3 separate regions of the Homo sapiens genome follow, and regions 1 and 2 are each linked to region 3. A link is a contact called in ENCODE Hi-C or POLR2A ChIA-PET data. All regions are on one chromosome and are shown on one strand. The core of a region is the stretch at or near the end of the contact, and the rest is flanking DNA. Distances in the headings are between cores, read along the strand shown. Region 1 holds the start of C14orf119 (chromosome 14 open reading frame 119). Region 2 holds the start of PABPN1 (poly(A) binding protein nuclear 1). Region 3 holds the start of APEX1 (apurinic/apyrimidinic endodeoxyribonuclease 1).

Region 1 (2,700 bases), core at 59-2,558, 2.6 Mb after region 3:
ACCTAATCTGCACTACCTGCCACGTATCCTGTTGAACTCTAATTAAAACCAAGACATCCTCATCTTCCCTTCTTTAAACCAAACCTATACACTTGAATCGAGCTACACCTACCTCATGACAATCCCACCTTAATCTACTCAAACCGATTCAAAATCCCCAATATATATCAACCTGCCTCGCCTCTCTCACCAATATTCACCAAACTCTTAACCACCCAAATTGCCACTAGATGCCACTAAATTAGAGACCTCTCTCTCATCAAGTCCCTTCAAATAAAGGTCTCTCTTCATCTCACCTCCTCATCTAATCGAGCAGACATTTTACCCTACCCCAGTCCTATTCGTGCAGATACCGATACCAACCCCATCCACCCCTTCGCGCAACTATACCCCTAACTCCGACCCAGCCCAACTCGCCCCCCTCAGGCCAGCAACGCCGTAGGTTGTAGTGGGATTTAACTCCTTCTGCAGCGCATGCGCCGAAACCACAGATACAAACAAGGAGGGGGTGGGGGAAGGAGGAAGGAGCTTAAGACACTCCTGGAGAGTAGTGCACACCCTCCCATTTGGGCTCGCGCTGCTGCCGTTAAGGCGGGAACCGGCGCGATCTCCATTCCAGCGCGAACCTCATCAACCACCGTGCGCGCGGATCCAGAGGCTCGCGCTGGCGGCCTGAGCGAGCTCGCGCCGAGCCCGGATACTGCGCCTGCGCCGCGGCAGAGGCTCGTCTCTACCGGGTCCGCTCTCCTCCGACACCCCAGCAACGCCGACTCCTCACCCCTTTGAGCCGCTTGACCAGGGCACTCTTCTGCCCGCTCTTGGCTAGGCCTCGCTGCTCCAGTGCGGCCTTCAGGTCGGTCACCCGCAGCGCCTGAAGAGGCTTCCCGTCCAGAGTCACCTCCTCCAGCTCCGCCATCTTGCGTGAGGTACTCGGGTCCGTCCCGACGGCTTCGGGCATCTTCGGTAATTTCCGCCAACGCCCTTCGAACGTACCGAGATGACCCCGCCCACTGCCATACTCTACCCCTCGATTACCACTCAGAACTCCCCGGGTTCCTCCGGATGTCCTCGGATGTTTCCGTCTCCACATCGTTACCAATCAATTCTTTCCATCCGCCCTGCAGCGCCCCTTTTCTCGCCCTGCTTTCAGGCTCGGTTTTCTTCGTCTTGCCGAAGCTTTGAATCGAATATATTCGGAAACCCTCGACCCTGGTATAACCATAATCGGAGATGTTCGTTTATTTCCGGACCTAGAGATGAGGCGCTGGGGCGCTTGGGTGTTTGGGGCGGGTCCGAGGCCGGAAGTGCGTGGGCTGCCGGGCTGGCCCAGCTTAGGGTTTTCAGGAAATTTGGAAGCTGCCGCAGTAGTTGGAGTCTAAGGACTCGTGACAATCTTCGGGTGCCCTTCGAGAGAAAAGGGGAGGTAAGCGGGGTAGAAGTACCTCTATGGGCCGGGTCAGACTCGGTGTTTGCGGATTACCTTAATAGGGCAAGCCCCCCACTCCTTAACGCAAACAGCTTCTGCCCTCTGTCCTCTGAATCATAGCCACTCCCATCTTAGGCTTTTTTTGGGGAGGGGCGGGGGGCTGGTGCGGAATCGGAATAACAAGCTCCGTGGGGGTGCGCAAGAAGCATCGCCGTGTCTTCGGACCCAGACTATGAACTGATCTATGACGCTGAACTTGAGTTTGAGTTTGCCTTGGAAGCCATGTGGCAAGATTCTGGGAAAGTTCTTCCTTGCTCCGCAGAAGAGAGTAAGTTCCCTTGGAGGAACTGCTTCCTGTAGGGCAAGAACTGGAAAATGCAAGCGCCCTGAACTTTTTTGGTACTTGAACTAATATTAATTGTTTAGGGGCTTCTTTCTTTGTCACTACCAATCCTCCAACTTGATGCAGAAGAAACACAAACAGTAAAATAGGTCACAGACAAATAGTTTAGAGATTTAAGAGATACGTTAGAGATTTAAGAGACTGAAAACTATTAAAGTCAAATTGGCTGATCTTTCCGTTGCATTCATGATGCAAAATCAGTGGCAAGGTGCCGGGCGCGGTGGCTTACGCCTATAATCCCAGCACTTTGGGAGGCCGAGGCGGGCGGATCACTTGAGGTCAGGAGTTGGAGACCAGTCTGGCCAATATGGTGAAACCCCGTCTCTACTAAAAATACAAACAAATTAGCCGGGCGTGGTGGCGTACGCCTATAGTCCCAGCTACTCGGGAGGCTGAGGCAGGAGAATCGCTTGAACCCAGGAAGCAGTGGTTGAGATCACGCCATTGCACTACAGCCTGGGTGACAGAGCAAGACTCCGTCTCAAAAAAAAAAAAAAAAAAAAAAAAAATTGCAAGGCACCAATAGATACCATACTAAAAAAAAAAAAAAATTTTTTTTTTGTCACTCCACTCTGGGTCCCTCCACTCTGACGCAGGCTGGAGTGCAGTGGCGCGATCAGGGCTCACTGCAGCCTCAACCTCCCGGGCTCAGGTGATGCTCCTACCTCAGTCTCCTACGTAGCTAGGACTACAGGTAGGCACCTCTACGCTCAACTAATTTTTTTATTTTTTGTAGGGATGAGGTTTTGCCATGTTGCCCAGGCTGGTCTCGAACACCTGGGCTCAAGCGATCCTCTTGCCTCGGCCTCTCAAAGTGCTGAGATTACTTTGGAAGTGCAAGAACCACCGCGTCTGGCCCATACTAAATATT
Region 2 (2,700 bases), core at 182-2,681, 2.9 Mb after region 3:
GTACACTGCCATTCCTTTCTTTTTAATAAATGTGTAGGACTGCTACCAAAATATGGCAGTCCTGCCTTCCAGGGCTAGGTCTCATTGGTACTTGGGGTGCAGGGGTGTAGTGGGAACCTGCCAGGAGAAATTCCTCTGGGATCTTGGGGGCTTGAGGGCTTAAATGAAGGGTGGCACCCAAATCCCCAATCAATGCCTGTTCAATCAACAAACATCTAACAGGACATTATGTGGTAGGCATATTGCCAGGCCGTGGAGATGCGAATATAAATAGGAACCGGCCCCTCATCTGCAGGCGCTCACAACCTAGTTAGGAAACAGTAAAACAATTAAGCGCGCCGTGGAGATAGGCCCACTTGTCCTGGGAAATGAGGGGAAGCTGGGGTTTGCAGTGGTTTGATTGAAGGGGGACTACATGTTAGAGGCACAGACTGGGTGCAGGTACACCCAAAGGAACGAGAAGAGTGGAAGGAAACAACATCCACAAAGTAACCACATGCTGGCGTATCGAAGGCCGTGATTTACGGTTTTGAGACTTTACCTCGCCAGCAAAGGGGGGCCAGTCTGTTAGCGGTGCAGATTGGAGGGGTGACATTGGAAGCTGTCCAGGAAAAAGAAAATGGAACTGGGGAGCAGAAGGCCTACGCAAGAGGGCGGGACAGACAGGACTTGTGACTAGTAGCTCTGGACTGAGGAATCCTCCCTGCTTTCTGGTGCGGGAGAGCTAGTGGATGATGGTGCCAATAACCTGGATGGGGAAAGTAAGCTCCCTCCTGGAATGCTTCATTCACAACCTCCATTTTCAGCAACATCCCATCTACTGGTGCTTCCTGGTCGAGATACAAGTTTCCTGAAACTGCTGCTCTGTTTTGGGCCTCACCCGGCCAACAGCTCACTAGCTGGCAAGCAGTAGTATCAAGATGGCGGCCCCCTAGGACTGGCTAGTCATGTGACCTCGGGTTTCCCAAGTTTGAAGCCCGGCAGTCCTTTCGGGGGCAAGGTTCACCTGTCACGAAACGAGTGTCACCCCTTCGACTCTCGCAAGCCAATCGGCATCTGAGACTGGGCCACTGCGGTGAGGCGATCGGAAGATTGGTCCTTTCCAGTCGCCTAGCTAGGGCCAATCACGGAGCGTCCCATACTTCGCGGGCCCGCCCGTAGGCCGGGGAGAAGCAGGAATATCGTCACAGCGTGGCGGTATTATTACCTAAGGACTCGATAGGAGGTGGGACGCGTGTTGATTGACAGGCAGATTTCCCCTACCGGGATTTGAGAATTTGGCGCAGTGCCCCGCCTTAGAGGTGGGGCCTTATTTGATTGCCAAGTAATATTCCCCAATGGAGTACTAGCTCATGGTGACGGGCAGGCAGCTTGACTAATGAGTCCTCGGCGTGGCCGGCGCAGCTCTCCAATCGCCGGGCGGCGGGCCCCAGTCTGAGCGGCGATGGCGGCGGCGGCGGCGGCGGCAGCAGCAGCGGGGGCTGCGGGCGGTCGGGGCTCCGGGCCGGGGCGGCGGCGCCATCTTGTGCCCGGGGCCGGTGGGGAGGCCGGGGAGGGGGCCCCGGGGGGCGCAGGGGACTACGGGAACGGCCTGGAGTCTGAGGAACTGGAGCCTGAGGAGCTGCTGCTGGAGCCCGAGCCGGAGCCCGAGCCCGAAGAGGAGCCGCCCCGGCCCCGCGCCCCCCCGGGAGCTCCGGGCCCTGGGCCTGGTTCGGGAGCCCCCGGCAGCCAAGAGGAGGAGGAGGAGCCGGGACTGGTCGAGGGTGACCCGGGGGACGGCGCCATTGAGGACCCGGTGAGGGAAGGAGGGCGAGCGAGCAGGCCGGCGGCTGGCCGGCCGGGTCACTGGAGGCCCAGAGCTCGGGCGAGCGGGTGGCAGGCGGGGGGTGGGGTTGGGCGGGGAATAACGTGGCTGGGGCCGGGTCGGGCCGGGGATGGGTCAGCGATCACTACAAGGGGCCCGACTGGCTTGATTCGGGCGTCACGGTTGCCTAGTGTTGTTCTAGAGAGGGTAGCTTTTCTTTTATCACGACCCTCGCATGGGGCGAGGGAAATGGCCGAGCATGGCTGAGGCCGCGCTCTGGCCGAGAGCAGGGCACAGCCCCTGCGTTGGTTCCTCTTAAGCTGTCCTCCATACCCTCCCCACTTATATTAGGAGCTGGAAGCTATCAAAGCTCGAGTCAGGGAGATGGAGGAAGAAGCTGAGAAGCTAAAGGAGCTACAGAACGAGGTAGAGAAGCAGATGAATATGAGTCCACCTCCAGGCAATGGTGAGTAACTGGCGGTTGCACGCGGAGCCCGGGTTCTCGGGTTGGAAGGGTTGTGGGGAGGATGGGGAATGTGGGGTTAGATACTCGGCACCCTGGAGCTGCTTGTCTGAGCTATTATGACTGTGCCGCGGTCATAGTCCGTTGTGTGTTCCTCTGACCTTTGTGAGGCAGAACGTATATTTTGGTGGTGGTAGCCTTGTGCCTCCCTTTGTGCCTGTTATAATTGTGTTGCTCTTTGTTCTTAGTCTACGTCTATCTTTCTTTGTAGAGGTTGCGTGCTCGCATTTGACCTTCAAATCTAATAGTTTTTCCTCCAATTGGAGACGCTTTAGGATTCTAAGAGAAAGCAAGCTGCAAGGGGTTTCCCCTTTAATCTAGAAATGTGGAGTCTCAGCCCACTTAATTTTGCTCACTCTTAAAAGCATTTCAA
Region 3 (2,700 bases), core at 194-2,693:
AGGCTGGGGTGGGCGGATCATCTGAGGTCAGGAGTTCGAGACCAGCTTGGCCTGGTGGAAACCCCGACTCTACTAAAAATACAAAATTTAGCTGGATGTGGTGGCGCACACCTATAGTCCTAGCTACTTGGGAGGCTGGGGTAGAAGAATCGCTTGAACCTGGAAGGCAGAGATTGCAGTGAGCCGAGATCGTGCCACTGCATTCCAGCCTGGGCGACAGAGCAAGACTCTGTCTCAAAAAAATAAAATAAAATAAAAAATAAAGACCAAATGTCCAAAACAAAAATATTTAATATGAATATAGCAAAGCCAGCCAGTTCTGTCTGACATGTAAGCCGGGAGTCTTTCCACTCTCATCTCTCTACTCATCCTAGAATATTTCAAAAAATAATTTTTTTTTAAAAAGGGAGTGTATATTCAGGGCAACTGGAATCTATACTCCTGCTAAGCGTTTTTTAAACAGAATATTTCGAGTCCATCTCTATTATACTGTTTATCATGCTGTAGTATAAACATCTATTTATATGTCTGACTCCACAGCAGTATAACATCTATTTCTGAATACTTAGCACATAAAATGCGCTCAGTAAAAGGTAAATGAACTCATCAGATCCACGTCCAAGTGCCTGTAACTCTTCTAGTCATCAGCCTTGTGACGTTAATAATGTCACATAATTTCAATGAGACTCGGATCGAAAGCTGCACCTCACTAGTATTTAGGAAGATGGAAGGCTGATTCTGTGCGGGGAAGTGCGCGGAAAACTCTTAAGTCCCCTACTCACCAACCTGTGCCAGGAGGCGTGACGTAAGTCCGCCGCGGGTTCGCCAGCACCTTGCCATCCCGCACCACGCCCACGCCAATCTTATTGGCGCTGCCTTCAAAACCCAGCACCGCCGGCATGGCGGAGGCTGGGAGAAAACGCCGACAGGACTCCTGGCAATGTCAGGAGCTGTGGAGGTCCTCACTAGTCCGCGCTGGGCCGCAGCTTTCCGGAGCGCAGAGGAAGCTGGCCAGCCTGCAGATAGCACTGGGAAAGACACCGCGGAACTCCCGCGAGCGGAGACCCGCCAAGGCCCCTCCAGGGACCTGTCTTCCTAACTGCCAGGGACGCCGAGCCAACTCTGTGCCTTACATTCGTATCCGTTTTCCTATCTCTTTCCCGTGGTCCAGCCCAGCCTTCTCCACTGTTTTTTTCCCTCTTGCACATAGTTAGAATCTTAAGTCAGTGTCACACAATGTGCTGTGCATCTGGCACAACGATAAACAGCCCGAGGGAGGGTTGGGGACCTAAGTGTCCTAGAGAATTAGAGGAGGGAGGCGAGGCTAAGCGTCTCCGTCACGTGGTGTCAGACAGACCAATCACGCGCATTCTTCGGCCACGACAAGCGCGCCTCTGATCACGTGACCAGGTCCGCTACCCACGTGGGGGCTCAGCGTGCACCCTTCTTTGTGCTCGGGTTAGGAGGAGCTAGGCTGCCATCGGGCCGGTGCAGATACGGGGTTGCTCTTTTGCTCATAAGAGGGGCTTCGCTGGCAGTCTGAACGGCAAGCTTGAGTCAGGACCCTTAATTAAGATCCTCAATTGGCTGGAGGGCAGATCTCGCGAGTAGGGTACAAGGCACTATGAAATGATCTAGTTTCGTGGGTGAGGGGCTGAAGGGCCTATGATGCACGGAGGCGGGGAAAGGATTTAGAGATAACGTGGTTTGAAAGGCGGGACCTGGTGCGGGGACGCTCTTGGGAGGAGTCTTCTCCCCAGCCTTAGCTGGTTTCATGATTTCTTTGCGTCTGTAGGCAACGCGGTAAAAATATTGCTTCGGTGGGTGACGCGGTACAGCTGCCCAAGGGCGTTCGTAACGGGAATGCCGAAGCGTGGGAAAAAGGGAGCGGTGGCGGAAGACGGGGATGAGCTCAGGACAGGTAAGGGAATGAAATCAGCCCTTCTTCCTAGAAGCTGCGGCGGGGGTGTTTGTCATTCCCTTGATGTACGGTAAGTACGGGCCGACTCATTTTTGCAGGGGTTTGTGAAGAAGTCGCAGGAACCGTAGGCTTTCGTTGGGTCTATAGTTAACGCCGGATCGCAGTTGGAAACCACCAGCTTTTTGTCAGTATATATTACTCATTTTATAGAGCCAGAGGCCAAGAAGAGTAAGACGGCCGCAAAGAAAAATGACAAAGAGGCAGCAGGAGAGGGCCCAGCCCTGTATGAGGACCCCCCAGATCAGAAAACCTCACCCAGTGGCAAACCTGCCACACTCAAGATCTGCTCTTGGAATGTGGATGGGCTTCGAGCCTGGATTAAGAAGAAAGGATTAGATGTGAGTGGAATTTGAGGGAAAGAGACATTTTTTAGTATTGAATGGTCTTAGGGTTTAGTCACCCCTTTTCTCCGTTTAGCCTTCAGGCTGTTTTATTTTTCTCCTGCCCGTAGTTTTCTGTGGGGCTTCCCCAGTCTTGCCAGTTGTATTTCCTAAATGTCTGTTCCTTCACTTCCATTGCCATTTTCTTTTTTAGTGTTCTCTCCTCTTCCCAGAATGTTGCAAAAACCTCTTCACTATACTTCCTCCATTTTATCTTCCTGCATTGCATTCCATATGAAGCATGTCCTCCATTCCATTAACCATAGCTTAAAAATCTTAGCTTGCTATCCACTGCCTATAGAAAAAACACATCTCCTTGGCATAGCATGTAAGACTTTC

The links. A loop is a pair of places that touch in the nucleus more often than their neighbours do. ChIA-PET counts read pairs that join two places held with the same protein, here RNA polymerase II (POLR2A). Pooled maps may share reads with other maps.
Region 1: a loop to region 3 is called in a pooled map, with 6 times the contacts of the local background. The contact joins the promoter of C14orf119 here to the promoter of APEX1 in region 3. A Hi-C loop is called at or near these places in 1 of 37 single-sample maps with no recorded cell type and 14 of 50 pooled maps.
Region 2: a pooled map shows a loop between it and region 3 (14-fold over the local background). The contact joins the promoter of PABPN1 here to the promoter of APEX1 in region 3. A Hi-C loop is called at or near these places in 1 of 37 single-sample maps with no recorded cell type and 9 of 50 pooled maps. POLR2A ChIA-PET finds 5 or more read pairs at or near these places in 1 of 52 experiments (endothelial cell of umbilical vein).

Annotation. Positions count from the first base shown.
Region 1 is chr14:23,094,197-23,096,896 of GRCh38, forward strand. C14orf119 (chromosome 14 open reading frame 119) reads left to right here and starts at 1,309. Exons shown (of 2, transcript NM_017924.4): 1 at 1,309-1,423. It overlaps ACIN1 (apoptotic chromatin condensation inducer 1), which reads right to left and starts at 940. Exons shown (of 19, transcript NM_001386863.1): 1 at 779-940. The coding sequence starts at 916. RefSeq lists enhancers at 681-990, 696-1,219, 1,031-1,110, 1,131-1,340, 1,220-1,743.
Region 2 is chr14:23,320,026-23,322,725 of GRCh38, forward strand. PABPN1 (poly(A) binding protein nuclear 1) reads left to right here and starts at 1,432. Exons shown (of 7, transcript NM_004643.4): 1 at 1,432-1,795; 2 at 2,156-2,270. The coding sequence starts at 1,445. BCL2L2-PABPN1 (BCL2L2-PABPN1 readthrough) reads left to right here. Exons shown (of 8, transcript NM_001387346.1): 4 at 2,156-2,270. RefSeq lists enhancers at 523-1,173, 862-931, 1,185-1,996, 1,997-2,700 and silencers at 1,332-1,761, 1,822-1,891.
Region 3 is chr14:20,453,783-20,456,482 of GRCh38, forward strand. It overlaps APEX1 (apurinic/apyrimidinic endodeoxyribonuclease 1), which reads left to right and starts at 1,444. Exons shown (of 5, transcript NM_001641.4): 1 at 1,444-1,612; 2 at 1,796-1,921; 3 at 2,132-2,319. The coding sequence starts at 1,864. OSGEP (O-sialoglycoprotein endopeptidase) reads right to left here and starts at 1,030. Exons shown (of 11, transcript NM_017807.4): 1 at 787-1,030. The coding sequence starts at 901. RefSeq lists promoters at 943-1,387, 1,017-1,554, 1,219-1,553, enhancers at 978-1,067, 1,488-1,707 and cis regulatory regions at 1,014-1,344, 1,275-1,430, 1,301-1,342, 1,339-1,344, 1,355-1,387 and 2 more.